2 separate regions of the Homo sapiens genome follow, and region 2 is linked to region 1. A link is a contact called in ENCODE Hi-C or POLR2A ChIA-PET data. All regions are on one chromosome and are shown on one strand. The core of a region is the stretch at or near the end of the contact, and the rest is flanking DNA. Distances in the headings are between cores, read along the strand shown. Region 1 holds the start of ZNF782 (zinc finger protein 782). Region 2 overlaps TDRD7 (tudor domain containing 7).

Region 1 (5,150 bases), core at 2,164-4,663:
TTTTCAATTTATGAGCAGATTATTACAAGAGCAATTTACCAAGACCTACCAATGAACAATGAAAACTATGAACTGTTATTCTAAAGCTAATAGAAAGATGTGGTTTTCATGTCCATTTCCATCATCTGCACAATGTAACCTTTAAAAATATTTCTTAAAGTGTTAAGTTTATGGGAGCAAAAAAATATTGAAAAATTATCAGAAAGTTCACAAAAACCTTACAAACTCACATGTCATCAGATTAAATGTTCTCAGAGAGCCTGCAGTTTTTCACACTCCCTGCAACCTCATGGTCATCGCTCCACAGCAAGATAAATGGGTGACAAGACAATCCTCTTCTAGTTTGGTTGGACAAATGTCAATATCAGCATAACTTTCAAGTCTTTCTATGTAAATCTGCAAAATAGAGCACTGGCCTTTGATTTAGCTTAGTTTGAGTGCTGTAATAAGAACTCTTAGGAATGACAGGTTTCTTCTGGTTTTGACCAGAAAGTAAGTGCCTTTTATTCTTATGTTCTACAGAGACTTTGCTTGATCAGGCAGAGCAAGAGGCCATATCACAATCATAGGTCAGATACTTCTGCTACCTACTGTGCCCATAGAAATGTACAGCCCAGTTTTAGTCACAAGAATGATGGTCATCTCAGCCAAGGGCATCATGAAAAGAGGCAGTGTTGTCACCTTCACACTCATAAAAGGCAGCACACACACAGGCCCAGTGTGGATTTAAAGTCATTCAGTAAATCCTCAAGTGCCTACCACATGTAATGTCTGACACCTAGCTGGTAGGCAGATGGGAACTTTACAAGTACGTCAAGCTTGAATATGTAAAACCCATGTGATAGTGAGCAAATGTTAATCTTTTCACAAAAACTTACCCTTCTATATAGGGCACTAGCTTAAAAAACTGCGGTCAAGAGAGCCCCCCAGTGGCTGCTGTGCAGAGCAGCATGGCAGGCGCAGGTCTCTGAGGTTGTAAAACATTCCCCATAGTCAGTTGTTGGCTTGATAAGGAATGCACGTGTATAAAGAATGGTCCTTCTTACAGCCCCTATTTTTCACATCTTCATGATCACATCATAAAAATTGTTCTGTCTTACATCATCTGCAACTTAGACAATTCTGTTGGTTTTAAGGTGGAAACAGCTGCCAGTCTATGTATCCCTGGGATTCCTCTAACCCTGCTAAGCAGGGTTACTCATGAATTACTTTACATCTATCAATCATCTGTCCTACAAAGAACTGGGCAAACCTTCTTGGAAGGCCAGAAGGTTTTGCAAAAGCTTTAGGAAAGGGTTATGGCTGAAGGCAGCCTGATCCTCTTACCTTGAGTTAATAGTAAAAAGCAAATAACAAGGGAATGTAGAGGAGTTTATCTAAATAGCTTGTTTTCTCATTGTTGTCCTAAGACTGACCTTTGATCATTCGCATGCAGGACTGCTCTCTCTGGGGAGGGCGGGAGAAAGGGAGCAGAATCTCTGTAAAATGTGATGTTCAATAACCATTTGTTTTTGAAAACATTTTTGAGGTTGGTAGCTTAGATCTGGCAATGTTCTCCCATCTAATAACCATCAGACAAGAAATAAACTTGCTTAGAATAAACTTTTTTCCTTTTGTTTTGATTTAAAGAGTTCAAGTAGCTCATGGATATACTCTTCTGCAGAGCACCCTCTGAGGTAACAACACCTCGCAGCTCACCTTTAATCTTTACTCAGCTGTTCACTTTGCCCAGAGAGTGGGAGAAAATCTTCACAATCTATATATCTGACAAAGGACTAATATCCAGAATCTACTACGAACTCAAACAAATCAATCTCATCAAAGAAAAAAAACAAACAATCCCATCAAAAAGTGGGCTAAGGACATGAATAGACAATTCTCAAAAAAGATATACAAATGGCCAACAAACATATGAAAAAATGCTCAACATCACTAATGATAAGAGAAATCCAAATCAAAACCACCTTACTCCTGCAAGAATGGCCATAATCAAAAAATCAAAAAATAGTTGATGCTGGCATGGCTGCAGTGAACAGGGAAAACTTCTACACTGCCGGTGGGAATGTAAACTAGTACAACCACAATGGAAAACAGTGTGGAGATTCTTTAAAGAACTAAAAGTAGAACTACCATTGGATCCAGCAATCCCACTACTGGGTATCTACCCAGAGGAAAAGAAGTCATTATATGAAAAAGATACTTGCACATGCATGGTTATAGCAGCACAATTTGCGATTGCAAAAACGTGGAACCAACCCAAATACCCATCAATCAACAACTGGATAAAGAAACTGTGGTATGTATCTGATGATATACTACTTAGCCATAAAAAGGAATGAATTAATGGCATTTGCAGCGACCTGAATGAGATTGGAGACTATTATTCTAAGTGAAGTAACTCAGGAGTGGAAAAACCAAACATCGTAGTTCTCACTCATAAGTGGGAGCTAAGCTATGAGAATGCAAAGGCATAAGAATAACACAATGGGCTTTGGGGACTTGGCGGGGAATGGCGGAGGGCAGCGGGGCAAGGGATAAAAGACTACAAATGGGGTGCAGTGTATACTGCTCAGGTGATGGGTGCACCAAAATCTCACAAATCGCCACTAAAGAACTTACTCATGTAACCAAACACCATCTGTTCCCCAATAACCTACGGAAATAAAAAACAATCAGCAAAAAGCAAGAAAATTCGTTAATGCGCATGGAAACCTAAGATAATTAACATTAAATTTAAATATGTTGAATCAATAAGAGAATTCGGCAAGAAGCAATGTTAAGGGATAAAAACCAAAAGCTTTTCTCTAACACCTGCAGCACCGGGCTCGACCCGCCTTAGAACCCTCACGCCTGGGGGCGCCAGGACAGGGCTCACAGGTCAATGGGTCGGGTAGGCTGTAAAGAGACAAGGTGGAGGTTCCAGGTTGAAAATGTATAAAATTGTAAAGTAAATTCAAAGTTATATCATTTCAATGCTAAATACTTCAGTAGTGATCCCTTTTTTTAAAAAAAAAATTTCTACAAAATTCTTAATTTTTTTTCACAGTTCACAAAAGTAATGGTACTTTTTTTCAATATTTGCAATTCCCAATCCATATTCAGCTTCCCAATTGTCTCCGAAAGTCTTACGGAAAAAAAAAATGTTGGTTCAACCGGGAACCAATGGAGGGCTACTCTTTGTATTTGTCAGTAGCGTTTAAGTTTTAACCTTTAACTTCTCCCTGTTCTTGGAGAGCCTGAGCGGGAGACTTCATAAAAACTCCATCCCCGCCAATTCTGAATCGCCGAAACGTGAGGAGTCACGTCGAAGGCGGACGCAAGAGCTTATGGGAAATGTAGTCCTGAATGAGTCTGGTTCGCCGCGCAGCACTCTGGGATGGGGCTCCTGGGCTCCTTCTGCGCCTGTGCAGCCAGAGCCCCGCCTCCTCATTTGGGTTCTCGAGACTCCCGGGAAGCGGTTTGGGAAGCTCGGGGGTCGGCTCGGAAAGTAGAGGGGGCGCAGCTGGGGCGGGAGGACAGCGTTTGTGCCCGGAAGCGGGAGAGGAAGCGGGAAGTTTGTGGGATCCCCGCCCCCTGTGTCAGTGGATGCGACCGGGCGGGCCCTCGGCCTTCCCGGCCGCTGGAGAGGGACTTCGGCCGCTGGCTCCCGGGGCGGCTGAGGCTGAGCGTTGGTCCGGAGCAGGTGCCGGGTGCGGGCCGCGGTGTGCGGGACCGGAGCCCGGCGCGAGCGGCGGCGGGGGTGGGGAAAGCGCATTTGTAACGCGGGCGACAACGTGCCCGAAATCCCCGGACGGTGGGTCTGCATCGAGACCCCGAGCTCTGGAGCTGGAAAAACCCGGGTAAGTTCCATCTCTGTCAACTGGAAGCCGAGGCGAATGTAGGGACGTGGATGAGAGTCAGGTTTCTCATCTGAAAGTGAGGGTATTAATAATGACTGCTTCATGGCGTTGGTTTAAAACTTTAAGTCACCACCTGTAAAGCAAACAGCCGACTGTAGGCTACTAAGCCATGAGCGGACTGCTGCTGTTATATTTAGAAGACACTTTGTTCCATTCGTTGGGTGCCTATGTATACCTCACAACCACATCTGCATTAAATATAACTGAGGCTCAGGTCACAAGCTAGCAGTGAGGGAGCTGGGGTTCAAAGGCAGGTGTGATTTATTTCCCGTTTCAGGCGCTAATATCACACCTGCCTAAAACCAGCATTGCAGCCTTCACAGCACTTAGCAGAATGTCATGTCCCCAAATACTCAGGGAGTGGATGTAGATGGAATCTTACCATGTGTCAAATGTAGTCTGGATTTCTGGTGTGTCTTCAGATCTCTTGGGTCAGACAGGTTCCTGGCCCCTTCTGCATTGTCAGGGTGTCTCTCTTTTAAGTCTGATGTAAAGAATTCTAAGAGTCAGATTTTTGCCACTAACATGGTTTCTCAGGTCAGGTCGCAGGCTCCTTGAACAGAGCAGCCCTTGCGAGGTGGGAAGCAGGGGTCTCTGTGAACAGTTTTACCTGGAAGAGAACACCTCTCAGACCTAGGCCTCCCTCCCGAGCTTCAGAGCAGAGGCAGAAGAGCCCACAGAGGAGCAGATCCTAGATGTGTATGGTCAGAAGCAGTTCTTGATCCTCCTTCCCAGAATGAGCCAGACTTGGTGAAGCCTCCAGAAGCCACCACACAATGGGTGACAGTGGGTGGTTTGGGCCAGCTTTGAGAAGAGCAAAATGGGCTAGGTGGTGGCCAGGGACAGGCTGCTCAGGAAAGGCCACATCATTGCATAGGTCTGAGGGTAGGGGTAACCGGAGATTCTGTCCCCAGATCCCAAAGTAGCCCCCAGTCGCTTTGTTCTCCACTCTTTACAGATGCCATACTGCTGTTAACATATGTGACACTGGAGACTTTGTCCCTACCTCATAGAATCCCATGCATGATGATACATGAAGGGTTTTCCGTGGCTATCTACTTCTGATTCTTTTGAAAGCTTTAAAGACATTGGGCATGAAAGGTTCAGTGAGTTTCCGGGGATCCCTCGTTTGTGGTAGAGCCAGGAGGAAAACAGTTCCGTTCATTCTTTCACAGGTGAGTCACCAAAAGCATCTTATCCAAAGGGCCTTTTGAGAAATACATCCCAGTTAAAACATCTAAAACTCTTTGC
Region 2 (5,679 bases), core at 337-2,836, 610 kb before region 1:
CTAGTTCCAGGTCCCAGTCTTCTACCTCACCCTACCCCTTCAATGGGAAGAACAAGACTGCTCAGCCCTGCCACCTTGCTGTCGCCAGTCTTTCAGCAGCCTATCTACCTGGTTCTGCCAACTCTGCTCCCCTCCCCTTTGGTGCTTTCATTAATATCATAATGCCTATATCAGCTTATTCTTTTTTGAGTTACACATTTCCACCCGTTCCCTGGACAGCAGTATTTGTTTCTATGGCAGGCATCATCCTTGTGGTATTTATCAGATTCTAAATCCCCAAAGCAGCATTTGTGATGGCTATTCTCAGCTACTGTGCTTCCAGGGACCGAGATGCTTCATCAATGACAACAATGGTATCACTGCTGAACAACATGGAATTCTAAACTAAAAAACAGGCGTACCTATTTTTTTCAAGGGTGTGAAGCTGGGTTAGGTCTTCTTTCAGCTCAGCAAAAGGCCCTAAGTCTGCTGAACAGAGGTCTGTGTTTGCAGAAACCTGAACAACTTTTCCTCACCATTAGCACAGACTGTTAAGAGCCTGGATATTATTTTTAAGAATATTTATAGAATCTTCAGTTTAAAAGGATTATATAAACACAAAGCCTTTTTTTGAGAAAAATAAAAATCTAGAAACATTAAGCTATGGTTTAGAATAACTAAGAATCTAAGGGAAATGTTGAAAACCTAATATGCATCTCTAATTAAAGGAGATGATGGTTATTGAAAGAAACAAAGCAAACAAAACAACAAACACCAGGGCAAAGTCTTGGCCTTAATACCAAGTAACATGAGGTAGGTTCCTTTCACTGCCTCCCTGAAAATAAAGTCCACAGGCCAGCTTCTTAGTACCTAGATTATGGTACTAAACACACGAAACAAAAACCCTTCCCAGCAGAGAATCTAAGGGAAAAAAGCAGAAGACACCACTAACTCCTTTCCTTGGCCATGTGATAAGCGGGCCTGTGGGGCCTGTCTACCTTGTATCAGAAAGACCATCTCTTAGAATCCACATCTGACTCAACACTGACTTAGGCCTAGATCGCTGGTAGGGCTGCATGTCAGGCAGCTGGCCATTTAAGTGCACAAGTCTATTTCTCCAATCCTAAATTAGCACCTGCTTTTGCTTCTCATAGGCCTCAGGAGTCAGGCAGCTTTCATTTCCTTTAATAGCTATCACCACCTACAACTTAGATTCTGTTCTTCCCAGGCCCAAAATGGAGGTAACGTGGTCTGACAATAGGACATAGCATGTGAAATCATGACTCCTGGGAAATTCAGAATGTATTCTTAGCACAAGAACAGATTAAAGAATAACTGCTCCAAAGCCTCAAAAGAAAGTGTTTCTGAACTGTTTGTAGCTTCTTTTCTTGTTTTTAATCATACATGTTTGTATGGCAACTGCAGTTTATAAAACACTTGTCCATGCATTGGCCAGTGTGACTCTCACCACACTCTGCTCTGTGTCCTTTGCTCTGTGAGGGCTCAGTAGTCTCTCTCTCTCTAATGTCCTGGGATCAGGGCCAGTAGTCACATAATCTGGCATAAGGCCCCAGTCCATTCCTGGTTCTCTGGCACCATCAAGTGGCCAAAGGTCTCCCAGCACTACCTATCACCCAGCAGACTCCCCTGGGATGTGGGCCTGGGTCAGGCCAAACTGGCACCAGCCTCAGCGGGTGACCACATCTCCTGTTTCTCCTACTCACCAAGGATCTGACAGGGAAAGCAAGGAAGGAATCAGTACTTACCACCAGACAAAGTTCAATTCAAGCGAAGCAAGACTGGTGCTAAGTAGCTGGGGTTTCTCCAAATAAAGGGAGAAATCATCTCTGTCAGCTTCAAGGGGATGTGGGGAACAAGTTCAGGCCCGGATTGCTACAATCACCGCTGTCCCAAGAGCTTGCTACTGCACAAAATACCGAGCTACCTTTTTTATTCTTCACATCCAGCCCATAATTCTCAGCAGCAATGACGAGGCTGGTCACTCCCTTCTTTATGAGACGCTTTCTTTTTCTGGCTTCTGTGACACCACTCTCTTGGTTTTTCTTCTTTGGCCATCTTTACAGGCTTTTCTGCTCCCCTTATGCCTCCATGTAAATACTGAAGGGTTTCAGGACCTGGGCCCAGGCCCCTCCTCCTCTCTACGTGTATTCTCTCTCTAGGGGATCTCATCTTGTCCTGTGATTTCACATAGCACCTATATGCTGATGCCTCCCAACCTGACACATCTCCAGTCCTAACTGCTCCCTGAGCTCCAAATTCATCCATGTGACATCTGATAGCTATTCTCAAACCTAGCAGGTCCTATGAAATTCTCAATTGTTCTCCACAATGGTTTTTCTCTCTGACTTCCCAATTTCAACAAATGGCACCAATATCTAGTCAATTGCTCAAGCCCCAAACCCAGTAGCTTATCTTGAATCTTCTCTTTTGCTTACCATCCACTTCCAACAGGTCAGTGTCCTGTCAGTTCTACCTCCAAATATATCCTGAATCTCTTCCACTACCTCCATCTTCACTAATCCAGGTTACAAGGTAGCTGGCTATTACAACAGCCACCTAACCAGTATTACTTTCCTTCTGTGCCCTACTATAATACAATCCATTCCCCCACAACAGTCCCAGAATGATTTCTGAAGCATCTAAATGAGATCACATCACTCTGCCTATCTCTTGCTTCAGAGTTATTTTCTATCATAGTTATTTCCTTTATTGGTTATTTCCTTCATTGTACTAAAATTGTTTTGTGTGTTTACTGTATGCTTGTCATCTCTCTCTTCTCACTAGAATGTAAGCTTCTTGAGAAGAAGGACTTGTATGTTTTGTTCTTGGCTCCAGTAAAAAGTGAAAAAGTGTATCAGGTATATACAACACGATGGGAGTGTTTGAATTTACAGATAAGCAATCAGGGAAGTTAAATAACTTTCCTAAGGCCACACAGCTAGAAATGGCAAAGCTGAGACTCAGTTCTATCTGACACGAGAGCCTGAATTCCCAAAGTAGAAGGAGGGAGGGAGGAAAGAAAGTGACTGCCCTATAGACTTCAGACTGGGAGATATCCTTGTGGAATAGCTGCATTATTTATTGTAAATATTGTTACACTGTTAATGTGTCATTAGGATTTACGTATGATTCTTCTCTTCATAAGAAATCTCTGTGCCTCAAAATAGCTTAGCTTTTGTTGAACTTCCTAAGGGCCGGGGGAGTGAAATGGCCAGGAAACAGAAGTTTATCTAGGAACGTTTAGGGATAGTTATCTCCTATCAACTAGAGACCCAGAGGAATGGAGGGACTTGACCAAAGGCACACACCCAAATACAGGCAGACTCAGGACTAGTGCCCAAGCCCTGTGTTCTCCTTTGGTCCAGTGACCATTGTGGTCCTTAGCTTCTTCCAGGTTTCAAACTTTATCCAAGTATAATTTACACTGAATAAAAGATACCTGTTTACAATACAGTTTGATGGGCTTTGATCAATGTATACATCCATATAATCATCACCATAATCAACATATAGACCATTTACACCACCCCAAAAAGTCTCCTTTTGCCCTTTGCAATTAGCCCCCCTCCACCTCCTGTCCCAGGCAACCACTGATCTGATTTCTATCACTGCAGATGAATTTTACCTGCTCTTAGACATCATTTACATGAAATTATACATTACTCTCTTGTGCCTGGCTTCTTTTGCTCAGCACAAAATCTGTGAGGTTTGTCCATGAAACTATTTATATCAGTAGTTAATTCCTTTGTATTGTTAACAGTGTTCTACTACATGAATAAACTATAATTTGTTTTTATGATCCACCTGTTGGTGAACATTTGGGCTGTGTCCAGTTTGGGGCTATTAATAATAATACTGCAACACACATGTATGTACAAGACACCTTGTGGGCCTTAGGGGTCATATGGTTAAGTGTTCGTAAGAAACTGGCAAACTATTTTCCAATTTTCAGATTTTTAAAGTCAGTCAAATTACTTAAAATTTGTGCCTCTGTAGATTCAGCTGGGGAGTTTCCTAAATGCCTCTGCAAATGGGAAAGGGTGGCTGGGTGGTTGGGTGAGCTTACTTCTGGAGAGGGTCAGGGCCTCTCCTATTGAGCAACCTGCTAAGAAACAGCAGTATCCCTTTCTGACCTCCTAACTCCCACTTGTAGCTAGGGTTCAGTGGCCAGTAACTGATGGACTTAAGCCTGTGTTCAGGGACTGGTCATTTGCACTCAGTGACACATACAGGATTACTGGCTGGCGGCTGATAGTGGCACATGGAATAAGGTTTTGTATTATGGAACAGAGGCTGCAGAAATAGAAACATATTTCCCTGCTTGCAAAATCTAGAGAAAACCAAAAGATCTTAGATACATTCCCCTCACAGTCCAAGAGCGCTCTGTATAAATACAAGGGACTATAGAAGTGGGGAACTAGGGTCACCCTTCTACACAGTGTCCTTCCCATCATGAAGGACAGAAATGAACCCAAGTCTTAAAGCGCATTTCCCTTTAGGGAAGGGAGACATCTTAACAATCGAGAAAGAAAAGACTTTCTCTCCCTCCAAATTCTCTATCAAGTAGCAGGCCCATTATTCAAAGGATAAATTCCAAATAGACACACAGCTTCCACCAAGATAGAAAGAAGTAACACATTAAAAATACACTAGTACAACTGACCACACAGCACACGGAGCTAATACCTAATTTCTCTGCATGTTATTTGGGTGTTCCAAGGCCCTGAGACACTACCGCTCTCAGGGAAACTGTGCTTCTTGGTCTCTGCATTGACAGTATGAAGAGGCAAAGGGCAGAGGCTGATATCCACGAATGTAGCCAAGCCCAGAAGAGTCTGCTGATGGAAGCAAGTGGCAAACGGGCCCACTGGCCTTTTCAAGAGGGTGGAGAGGGCTACGCTGGGAGCAGCTGTGGAGAAGGACCTGTGTCTTGGCTACAGAAGAGGGAGAAGAAGAATTGTCTCCTTTGGTCTGTATGGCTTCCCTCACTCCGAAGTACTGGCCTTGATAAGAGGCCCACAGAGTTCTGGTCAGTATTCATTATACATCCCCTAGGAATAGGAAGTGTCTTTCCCTGATTGGATAATGTGTTATGAATACTCCCATGGGGAATTTATTTTTTTAACTAAAACTCTGAGATAATAATAACTACCACGAATTTAAAGGCTGACAGGGATAACCTTTTACAGATATTATCTTTTCAACTTCCATTGAAAACTACATTTAATTATAGGATACAACATTTAAATTTCAAAAATGTAAAAAATATTTACATTTGGAAAATAATAAGGTATTTGTATCCATAATGCTATGACAAAGTAAACAGTGCTTGCCTTTATTTTGTTCTCTTCTGTTGAGATGACCTGTGCCCGTAACCAGGCGTCCTCCTCGGCATTTACGGCCAGCAACTGCCCAACATTCACAGCCTGGACTGGTGTGATCTTAGGATTCTTACTGTAATATTCCTTCATCTCATCTTCCATTAATTCCTGAGCAGCAGAATAGTCTTTGCCCACATACCTGAATCAGTTAAAAGAAGAGAATGCAAATGAAGTAACCTAGAAGAAGAAAAGCAATAGGAATTCGTTTTTGTCCTTCTTTTTTCCCTGCTGCCATCTTTGGTTCCAGTCTCAGACTTGCTTATATCAACAGGGAGGAGAACGTGTATTCAGTGAAATA

The links. A loop is a pair of places that touch in the nucleus more often than their neighbours do. ChIA-PET counts read pairs that join two places held with the same protein, here RNA polymerase II (POLR2A). Pooled maps may share reads with other maps.
Region 2: a loop to region 1 is called in a map of GM12878, with 6 times the contacts of the local background. The contact joins the enhancer-like site here to the promoter of ZNF782 in region 1. A Hi-C loop is called at or near these places in 3 of 168 maps with a recorded cell type or tissue (Caco-2, GM12878 and PC-9), 10 of 37 single-sample maps with no recorded cell type and 9 of 50 pooled maps. POLR2A ChIA-PET finds 5 or more read pairs at or near these places in 1 of 52 experiments (PC-9).

The regions. Positions count from the first base shown.
Region 1 is chr9:96,852,777-96,857,926 of GRCh38, reverse strand. It overlaps ZNF782 (zinc finger protein 782), which reads left to right and starts at 3,413. Exons shown (of 6, transcript NM_001001662.3): 1 at 3,413-3,839; 2 at 4,858-5,074. RefSeq lists silencers at 3,641-3,710, 3,991-4,080.
Region 2 is chr9:97,464,683-97,470,361 of GRCh38, reverse strand. TDRD7 (tudor domain containing 7) reads right to left here. Exons shown (of 17, transcript NM_014290.3): 8 at 5,334-5,520. Among named protein-coding and RNA genes, the nearest start is that of TMOD1, 34 kb to the left of the region's middle. RefSeq lists enhancers at 1,678-1,737, 4,910-5,679. Within about 2 kb of position 1,586, at least 9 of the 41 ENCODE cell types and tissues checked have a DNase peak (open chromatin) inside an H3K27ac peak, as active enhancers do; they include GM12878, where a contact is called at or near this core.